Regions from separate parts of the Mus musculus genome. Here regions 2, 3 and 4 are each linked to region 1. Evidence: chromatin loops called from intact Hi-C (ENCODE). Cell type or tissue: left cerebral cortex. All regions are shown on one strand. Region 1 holds the start of Inhba (inhibin beta-A). Region 2 overlaps Sugct (succinyl-CoA glutarate-CoA transferase). Region 3 overlaps Sugct (succinyl-CoA glutarate-CoA transferase). Region 4 has its middle 410 kb from the start of Gm31711.

Region 1 (2,500 bases):
AAAGAAGTGAACTCTCCTTAAAATAGAAGTAAAGTTAGGTTTGGGTTTTCTTTTGCCTGGGTCACACTGGCAGGGAGATAACATAGAGAGAGACGAATGCCCCGATAAGCACAGTGAAGAAGGGCTGTTGTTCTCGGGGCGAAGTACAGCTAAGGCACTGACCAGGTTCTTATGACAAGTTGGATAAAACGTGCAAAACTGGGGACTAATGAAAGCCATATGACCAGATATGTTGTTTCGTGTGCCGGATTTAAGATGCATAAAATAAACTTTTCACTGTGCCCATAAGCAAACTGTAGAGGCTCTGGTCTCCTGATGTGAAGTGGGGAAGGTTTCTTTATGACACCAGGAGCTGTCTGTGAAAGGGTCTCTCTTGAGGGCTTTCAAAGTGTGGATGCTAGCTATATGTGGGGGAAGGGGAGGGGCAAGGGGAAGGAGTATTCTAAGATCCGCATAAGAGAACTGAAGTAGGAAATAAAGTTGCAGGGGAAAATGACAGGAATATGGGTGGCAAAGACAGAAAGATAATCAGTGATAGTCATTTCCATTCCAACCCCAACCCCGGGGTGAACATAAACCTTTGGAAGAGAGGCACTTCCATGCTGTTTGATAAGAATCCCTGAGCATCTAAACTCATTTCTTGCCTCACACATAACTTCAGGGAAAGTCCCACTTGCACCCGAATGTAGATTGTAGACTGGCTTGGCACAGAAAAGTGCCCGAATCAGACCCCAGCTCCGGGGCGCCCTCCTAATTTAAACTCAAGCCTCAGTGTTTCCATCTATAAAGTGGGATGTATAATTTCAGGATCAAAACTCAGTGGTCACAAAAGAATGTTATTTCGGAGCATCCCTGTAGTTTCTTAAGCATGTGTGTCATAAGAATGTTCAAGACCCTGACTGCAGGGGCCGCCTCACACAGGGTCACTCTGAGACCCTGTTGGCCTTTGACACCCTGAAAGTGCCAACCTGCTAAGCCAGTCTAGCAGCTATGACGTAGCTGAATCTCCCCCAACCTCAGAGCTGGAACCACTTTGGGAAAGCCTCCTCTCCTCCATGGAAATCCAGGTGGGGGTGGTGGAGGAAGCAGGTAGGTTAAAATGCTTCTGTGGAATATTCTGGGCTGAGGATCAGCGTTTCCCAGCTGAATTCCAGGGCCCAGGGCGTGCGCTGGTCAGCGCAGCTCTGAGCGGGGTTGGTTTCTCTTTCACTTCCTGCCCCTCCCGCGGAGACTCCCTGCACCCAGGCCCTGTCCCTTTTCAGCTTGCCACCGTACCTTGAGCAGCACCTGCTGGCAGTTTCCAGGGATCACTCCCGAATGCGCAGCTCCAGCCCGGCTCGCGGGACGCCTGGACTCAGGGGCCAAGCTGGTCCAAGCGGCCGCCTCTATTTTTACCCTGAACACCAGCAAGGGCAACTTCGTTTAAAAGCGCAGCTCTTGATTTTTCCCCCCCTTTTGGCAGCTAAAGAATTCAGGGAGGGGAAAGAAAAAAAAAAAATCACTGTTCAGTGAGTGCAGCCGGGAATCTCTGATCCCAGCCCTCGGTGCCAGGGAATGTCAGGGACCAGGACCTGCAGTGGGGCTGCCGGTCTCCTGGCCAACGGAGGCGAGCGGCAGCTCAGGCCCCGCACCCGCAGACTGCCCCTTCCCGAGTGTAGAGTTCGGTCCCACCGACTACCGCACTGGCAGAGTGGCCCGCTGCCACCGCGCTCTGCACCTAGCGGAGGCGTTCTGATTTACTGGCTACTTCACAAAGCTCCAACTCCACGCTGGCCCGGTGCTGCCTGGAGGAGCAGCCACTAGCGAACCCCGGGAGCAGCTTGCTGTGAGGAGGAGCCCGGAGGGAAACTGGTACCTTATTTTACTGTAATTGCAAAAGAAGAGATGTGCCAGAGATTTATATTTAGAAGTTGTATGTTTCTACTTTTATGTAAATGGAGCAATTAGGGCCTGTCTTGTTTCTGCTAACTCGGATGCGTGAGCATTGCTGGGGAGCTGGTGTTTTCAATCACAATTAGTGAGCTGGTCAAGAAACAAAGTTCCTTTGAGGATAGAGCTCCTTTGTGTGGATGAGGGAAACCTGCGTTTCAGTGCTGGCCGGTGGCTTGTGGTGACACACATCTTAGGGGCATAGCTAACTCTGGACTAGTGTGTTTGCCCTGTGCAGCAGCTGGGCCCATATAAAGTTGGCAGAGATCAAGTCGTGAGAATATTCACTTTTCCTCTCAAGCAAACCGTATGTCCTTAAGCTTTCATGCAGGCTATTAATCGCTCTTCCCTCACTATCCCTGAAGCAAGGAGACAGGCTTGGAAAGGAAGCCGTTTTCCACGACTCTGACTCTGTGGTTAGCTGCTGCTCACAGATCCTGTGATTCAGTGAAACATGCAAGCCAGAGAATGTGGACACCTTAAGCAGGTGACTGACAAGTGTCCTCTGATTCAACTGAATGACAGGAGGCTGGTGGTTCAGAGGCACAGACAAGCTGCTGATAACTCAGGG
Region 2 (2,500 bases), 970 kb before region 1:
GGATTCTATTTCTTCTGGCCTTCATGGATATCAACTCTCAGGTGTACCCCCGGCCACAATATATATACTTAAAAAAAAACTATATTATGTCTCTGAAGATTCTCTGGTCCATTTTTGGTGGCCATAATACAGAAAATATTTATTTAATTTTTTTTTTAATTAAAATTTTAGATACTGGAGTCTTGGCTAGATGAGAGAAGGAAGATGAGCCATTTACTAACTCTTTCCAAGGAAATGTTTGAGAAGAGCTGGCAGGAGGCATGCCTTAGTTTCCAATGAAACCTTGTTGAGACAACACACTGGAGGTCCTGGGTGAGATATATGTTAAGATAGTCTTCTGACTTCAGAACTATTTGAAAACGATGCTGGGAAAAGCTCCACAAACAATACGGGAGAATTACCTAAGATTCTAGGTCATTGAGCAGTTTTTTCCAGGGACAGTACTGTCTCTGGGACCATAAGACCTGGGCCAAGAGAAAAGCCTATGGAATCTTACCAGTTCCATACTGTACACTAAAAGGAGAGTGTCTGCCAAGAGATGCAGTCAAGCCAGCTTTTTGTATGGATCAAAGCTCAGTCCTGCGGATTGGCTTCATTGTCCAGATGTCACAGCAAATGACAATGAGAAATGGCAGGTCAGTTTCTCATGCCAAACATCAGACAAATTTGTATTTTTGCTTAAAGCTAAGTATTGATCTGGTAAATGTCTCAACTAGGAACTACTACGTGCAGATAGCAGTCAAGTTAGAGGTAAAAGAAGTGTGATCCCTAGTGCTGCTTCTGTGAAATATTTCAATCAACTGCCTCTAGCTTCTGCTTCACAAAACTCTGACACATGTCCCTTGACCTTTACCAACTACCCTTTCACGTTTGACACTTAACATTTGCTACGTGATTAAAATTCAGCGTTAATTAATTTCAATGCTATCAGTTAAGTTATATTTAGCTAAGAACACTCACTTTTGTCTTTTGTGAGTAGCACTGCAGCGCTATTACAAAGAGGTAGTCAGGAGGGCAACAGAGATACGAGAAGAGAAGAATGATTCAGTGTGCGGATAATTGTTTCGAGTGAAATTTAGCTTGGTATTTTTGTTCCTGTCCTCAGCAGAACTGAGATTTAGCACCTCCGGCTGGCATTTAGCCCCCACCCCCACAGAGAAGGAGGCTGTGCTGGGTGGATGCTGAGAATGAGCCACACTAGAATTAAATTATAGCACAGTTCTAACACTGGCAAGGGTTTTCTCTGGCCAGCTCGTGTGTACAAACCTGGTAATGCCAAAAGAAAAGCAAGGCATTGCTAGCAAGGCTTTCCATATGGTGTAGCATTGGCCTGAATGATGGGGGTTGAATTCTTGCTAGAGAGTTACTCTCCGAAACAGTGGCTATTCCTCACACAACCTTATTGGATACCAGAATACTTGAGCACAGCAGAATCAGACATCTAATCTTAAAAGGCTACCCATGAAGTCATCTTAATGATGACTTATGTCATAGTGTAACCCAAATGCTCATTAGAAGTAGATAAGTAGATATCAGTCCTATCTCTCCATAGGTTTTTTTTTTTTTTTATGGAAGAATATGTTTTTATTGGCTCTTATTCCACACACCCTCACCTTTTATAAATACATTATGGTAACAATATGGTTCACTAAATCTGAATCTCAAAATGCTATGGAACCATTATTACTGTTGTTCTGGTATGAACTCAAAGTCCTTAAGTGTGTTGCACCACTGAAATGCTTCTATCATGTACAGGATAGAAAGAGAGGACTACCCTCAGGTAAGGAAACACAGTTTACAATTTAGTTGCTAAAGATGCAATCTCCCATTTTGTATTCTTCTAGTTGTTTAAAATAAATGTTTTGTCTTATAGTAACTCAACTTTTACATTGCAGAGTCTGGCCTCAAGCCATCATGGCCTACTCTTAATAATAGGTAAAGCAGATTATATATATTGATTATATATAGCAGATTTTAGATTCTTGAACAATAACAAGAATTTAACCCCCATTTCCAGGCTATGTAGTCAAATACCAAAGCACTCAGGTGTATCAGGCATATGCTCCTGGTGAGATACTGTAGTAGTAACTGACCTATGGCCTTAGGTCATATCCCAAGCTATGCCTACTTTTTTCCCTAAGGGAACACTGAAAGGACGATCTTGGTCTCAGCACAGAAGAACCTACTCAGCATTCTAGCATGAGGTGTTTGGCTCTTTTTGTGTTCCCTCATCAGAACCCTATTCTTGAGAACCTGTAAAGTCTTTTCATCATAGAAAATATCACTGGGTAAACCTCCATGCTCAATTTCCTAACCTGGGTCTTTCCTAGACTCTTTATCATTTGACTATACTCATGTGATTATCTTAATAGTCTTGTATCTTACACCTCCAGCTGTGACTTGCCTCTTGGACACAGACTCACTCTTCACATTGAAATGACTTCCTAATTCCACTGAACAGATGGACAGAAGTGCATGTATATCTCCCATGGCCTCCTCT
Region 3 (2,500 bases), 1.0 Mb before region 1:
CATGTCAATTTAATTAAACAGAGAAGGAAGTCTTTACTTGGGGCCTATCTTCTCCTCAACCAGGCCATAGTTTTTATTGGATTTACAATACCAAACAGGAATTTCTTCTTGTGGAGTGAGCCTTATTCCAAGCAGTGATCAGTTGGTTACTTCCTTAACAGTCATGCCACTATTGTACTAATAGATATATTTTACCAGTAGGTTGGTAGTATGAAGAATTTACAACTTGAAAGTATGATTAAACTTTTTCTCTATGTCCAAAATCATTAGAGTTTTACAAGCCTTTTAAACAAAGTATCCAAAGTCATAAAGGTTCCTTGGAGTAGCCTACACATTTCTGTTTTCTGAGAAAGAAAAAGCACTAAGGCAGAAGACTTTATGTTTCAGTTCTTAGTCACTTCAGTAATTAAGGATTGTCTTCAACACAGAGAAACCAAGGTCTGTTGACTGAGCAAGCAGCTCAATTTTGAAAGCACTGGAAACTAGCTTTGACTTTGTTGGATTTAGTACATGGAACTACCACTTGTTGATAATATATGATTGCTAGACACTCATCAGTTTTAGAATATACTATTTGTTAAAGGAACAACACCAACACCAATGAAGAAGCTCATAGGAATGGTATGCTTAAAAAGTAACCTATCTTCACTTAGCTACAAGTGATTTCTTTAAAGGACTGATGTATCTCCCCACTTTTCTAGCAAAATAAAGTATATTGCAGCTCATCATAGCAACCTCAGTGCCCAGCTCACACTGTGTATGACACATATGCTGACTTAATTTTTTAATTTGTTGTTGGGTGCTTCTCAAACCTCGCAGAGTATCAGGTAGCATGGGATGAGCACTACTCATCATCCCTGTAGAGAAAAGCAGAGTTTACTGTAGTATAAAACCTAGCTCGAAAGTAAACTCCTACTTGTCAGAAATGCTGCACATATAACATGAGAGAACATTGGTTTCTTTTCTTAAATTTATTAGAGCTACCAACTTTAGATTAGTCTTAGAGAAAACATTTCAACATTCAGCCTTTGAAGGAATCTCAGTAAAGCAGGGATTCTCTTCCCTGGGGTGGCAGCTCTCTAACCCAGAATGAGTGTCCTTGGCACACATATGCAGGGTTTACATTTCCCTAGAGCTGATTTAGAAAGCTGAATTCAGAAAATGCTGACAGAGTTGTCTTCACAAATCCTTTGTGTTAATGTTGGGTTCCAGCAGGTGGTGCTGTTGGGAGACAGTGGATGCTGTAGAAGAAAGTCTGTGGAAGGAAGCTGGGTTGTTTGGTAGTGTGCCCTAGAAGGGAACATTGGGAACTTGGCTCCTCCTCTTCCTTTCTGTTTCACCTCGCCACCACCGTGATGTTGGCAGATTTATTGCAACCACTTCCTCTGTGATGGTCTTCCTTGTCATAGGCTGAAAAGCAAACGGCTGGTAGATTATGGGTTGAATCCATTGCAATTTGTGAGCCAAAGTAAATTCGTATAAAATGTAATTCAGATATCAACTGCAATTAAATGACAAAACTCTATGAGTTTGTTTTATAATTAGAATGTCTATTTTCCCTCAGCAAGGGCCAATTTTAAGTGCAAAAGTCTACAATTGGAGGCTAGTTGGGGAAGTAGGGCATTGTTAGTTCTTTCCCACTTCCTTACCTGTTCACCACAACTTATCACCCTAGTTACTCACTAGGAGAGGAACATGAGCAGGCAGAGTAGACGGGAAGGGCAAGGAGAGCCCTACTTGGTGACACTAAGGGACTGGCTGAGGACTCTAGCTGCCTGTGGTGTTGCTGGCATTCGTCTCACTGTGCTTCCACAGATCGCTTGCAGTCTTGGTTCAGGCAACAGCTGTCCTTTACCTGGAACATTAGCATTTACTCAGACCTAAATGCTCTAAGTGTGCTAGCATACTATGCCATACAATGCCATATTTACCTCACTGTACCATATCTACCATACCGTACCTACTCCCTTTCATATCTACCCTACCCAACTGTACTATACCACACCTACCATACCATACTTATCTACTTATCATGACATACCATACTATGCCATGCCATATCAGACCAGACCAGACCAGACTTACCATCTTAGCCACTCTCCTTAAGTCTCAGTTATAAAGCTGGATGACAGAAACATTTTTCCCCACCTCCATGGCCAAGGGTACTATTCTGTATAAATGCCACCACATTCTGACTTCATACCCATGAAGTAGCTGTTAAGGATCTCAAATTTGATTTCCACCTCTGCCCTGGAAAAATTACAAAAGTTGTCTGAAAACACAGCCACTTCATGTTTAACTTCTGGCCCTTAAACTGAATTGAGACAAAAGTAATCCTACTTCAATGTCTTATAGCTCATGAAAGTCCTGCTCGTCACAAAGCATCTACCAATGTCCAATTTGAATATTCCTCTGGGAAGTGCCAGCTGTATATAAAATTGCTTCAGTTATTTTATTTGCTGGTTTCACCATCACTAACTATATCATTGTGCTTTTCTTC
Region 4 (2,500 bases), 660 kb before region 1:
TGTATAGTAAGTATTTGATAAAGTATCATTGAAATAAATTCAGTAATCCAAATGAAAATCAGCATGTGAAAATTATGTCCAAAAAATGAGACAAAACACAAAATGTAGACAAAACCCACTTTGTTTTGTCTCCTTCCTTTTCAGGATATAGAGTGTTAGTAGACTTTTCTGATTATCAACACTTTACTACTCAAACAGATAGACAGCTCTAAGAACAAGTTAAAATGGAAACCTGTCAATTGATAAAGTAGTATGTCCAAAAGCAGACAATATATGTCATTTAAATTTTCATTTCAAGGGTAGATTACTCCACTCCTTCTTAGTCAAAGCCTATTTTGGGAAGGCACCCACCATCTGGCAAGAGGTATGTTTAGCTTCTCTCCTTCTCCCCAAGTTTTTATTTCACTAGTGTGCTATAGCCAGCTGGCCCGTTCCCACTTACTGTTCTCAGATGGTCTTTTCCATGTCCAGTTTCTTCTGATGGATTCCCTTTCTTCTGAATACCCTCTCTCTTGAGGTAGATTTAAATAGCTCTAGATTCTATTCTTTTATATAATCCAGGGGAAAGGAACCCCTCCCCCATGCAACAATATGAACTAACCAGTACCCCCGGAGCTCATGTCTCTAGCTGCATATGTAGCAGAAGATGGCCTAGTTGCCCATCATTGGGAGGAGAGGCCCCTTGGTCTTGCAACTTTATATGCCCCAGTACAGGGGAACGCCAGGGCCAAGAAGTGGGAGTGGGTGGGTAGGGGAGCAGGGAAGGGGGAGGGTATAGGGAACTTTCGGGATAGCATTTGAAATGTAAATAAAGAAAATATCTAATAAAAAAGGCAAAAAAAAATAATTACTTCTTAATGCAGTACTCTAGTCTCTGTCCTGCCACAGACCACAGCAAACTTTCTGAGACATGAATAAGCCTCAGATCCAAGCTAAGCCCACATTCCATGAGCAAACTTGAGCTGTCCATATGGCTCCATACTTGAAAACAGAGTAGATAGCAGCAACCCACTCTGTCCTACCACCCAACATATCCTCTAAAACTTGGGAATGACTCACTGACATGTCAGAGACCTGGAATTCTTTTCAAAGACCATAACTCCTTCTTGCATATTGTGATCTGATTATGACTTTTATTTGAAGAAGGTGTGAAGATACTGGTCTTTCGCTAATTTCTTTGTAGATTCTGTGCACATTTTGATAAATGGATCAAATGTTGTTGATTGGAGATGGGATAAAATGTTATTTCCTTCCCACTGGTATGCTTGAGTTTCATGTCCCTAGTTATTTTTCTCGGGTGGTAGTTTATTGACCTTTCTGAAGGACTATTTTATGTTCTAGGAAACAAGACCAAATATAAAAGTAGTGTGAGGCTTATTTTTGATGAAGCTTGTTAGTTGGCAATTTCCTACTTAGGAATATATTGCTATAGTAAGATTGTATTTATGCCATCGACACTTATTCCACTCAGAAACTCATGGTAAGAAAATGACTAGTTTTCACATATAAGTAAGATGAATGGGAAATCACCAAAGTCTGTAGGTATTTTTCCAAACTTCTTGTATCTTCAGGCAAGCAATATCTGACACATGTCAAGGAAGAAAATAGGGTCAGAGTCTATGCCTGTATACATGTCCACTTTCCCTCCTTTAATATAGTATAGAAGTCATTTACTGAGTAAGGCCAAGTAAAAGTTACTGACTGCATGAGTGATATTCAGCAGTGACTGGTAGAGATATCAAAAGCCAAATTCAGAAAGTACAAAAATCCAGGGAACAGCATGACTTTGTTTAATTTAAAGGGTTAGTAACTTAGTGGTATTTGGCTACTTAAAGGAACAAAATTCTTGATCTCCTAATAATTCCAAAGAACCTTCTTAACTGCACTACTCAACAGCAAAAAATAAGAGAGAAATTATTAAAGTAACCAGACAAAGATGAAAAAACTGTGAAGTTTACATTGGCAGGATAAAGGGATTGGTTAGGAAAGGTGAAGGTGAAGAACAAATAAAAAGAGTTGGCAGTACATAAAACCCATGTAACTTTAATATTGGAATAGTTATTAGTTTACATGGGGAATTATATTACCTTGGATATGGAGCAAGGGGCACTTTAAGTTGGGATATGATGAAAGACAGGAAATACAGAGATGAAAATTAAATTCTGAAAAATTAGAAGGAAGTATACATTTGAAAGTACCAGTGCAAAAGTAAGACTTGAAGCCATTCCTCGGGTTATCGATAAGATATAGATTAAGAAACCAAAGGAAGACCCCAGAAACTAAGGGGATGACGAAAAGAAGGGAACTGAGGGAAGAGGGGAACTAAGAAGACAGCAACTGACACCTTTCAGGATTACAAAACACATTATTGATCCTTTATATCTGAATAACAATAATTTTATACTTCTACACAACCAAATTTTCATCAGTACTAGGGTTTTTTGAAAACTATCATCGAGTTTATAAGCACCATTCAGTTAAATTGGTTTCCAGAACAAGA

Evidence for each region. Peaks named below come from ENCODE experiments on the same cell type or tissue, not always from the same donor. Only the 100,000 strongest peaks of a DNase experiment are listed, where the experiment ranks them.
Region 2: a loop joins it to region 1, with 7 times the contacts of the local background. A loop is called at or near these places in 7 of 42 quality-filtered maps.
Region 3: it touches region 1 in a loop (2.9-fold over the local background); 15 of 42 quality-filtered maps call a loop at or near these places.
Region 4: it touches region 1 in a loop (4-fold over the local background); 4 of 42 quality-filtered maps call a loop at or near these places.

The regions. Positions count from the first base shown.
Region 1 is chr13:16,011,162-16,013,661 of GRCm38, reverse strand. Inhba (inhibin beta-A) reads right to left here and starts at 1,811. Exons shown (of 5, transcript NM_008380.2): 1 at 1,572-1,811; 2 at 1,276-1,462. It also overlaps the pseudogene B230303A05Rik. In left cerebral cortex, a CTCF peak has its summit at 1,274; DNase peaks (open chromatin) are centred at 737, 1,269, 1,750 and 2,306; H3K4me3 peaks cover 1,745 bases; H3K27ac peaks cover 1,826 bases.
Region 2 is chr13:16,976,603-16,979,102 of GRCm38, reverse strand. All of the region lies in intron 12 of Sugct (succinyl-CoA glutarate-CoA transferase), which reads left to right. Among named protein-coding and RNA genes, the nearest start is that of Gm25020, 230 kb to the left of the region's middle. In left cerebral cortex, no CTCF peak of the experiment used is centred here; DNase peaks (open chromatin) are centred at 592 and 1,158.
Region 3 is chr13:17,027,552-17,030,051 of GRCm38, reverse strand. All of the region lies in intron 12 of Sugct (succinyl-CoA glutarate-CoA transferase), which reads left to right. Among named protein-coding and RNA genes, the nearest start is that of Gm25020, 180 kb to the left of the region's middle. In left cerebral cortex, a CTCF peak has its summit at 1,208 (motif pointing right); a DNase peak (open chromatin) is centred at 1,217.
Region 4 is chr13:16,667,364-16,669,863 of GRCm38, reverse strand. No RefSeq gene overlaps it. Among named protein-coding and RNA genes, the nearest start is that of Gm31711, 410 kb to the right of the region's middle. In left cerebral cortex, no CTCF peak of the experiment used is centred here; DNase peaks (open chromatin) are centred at 387 and 986.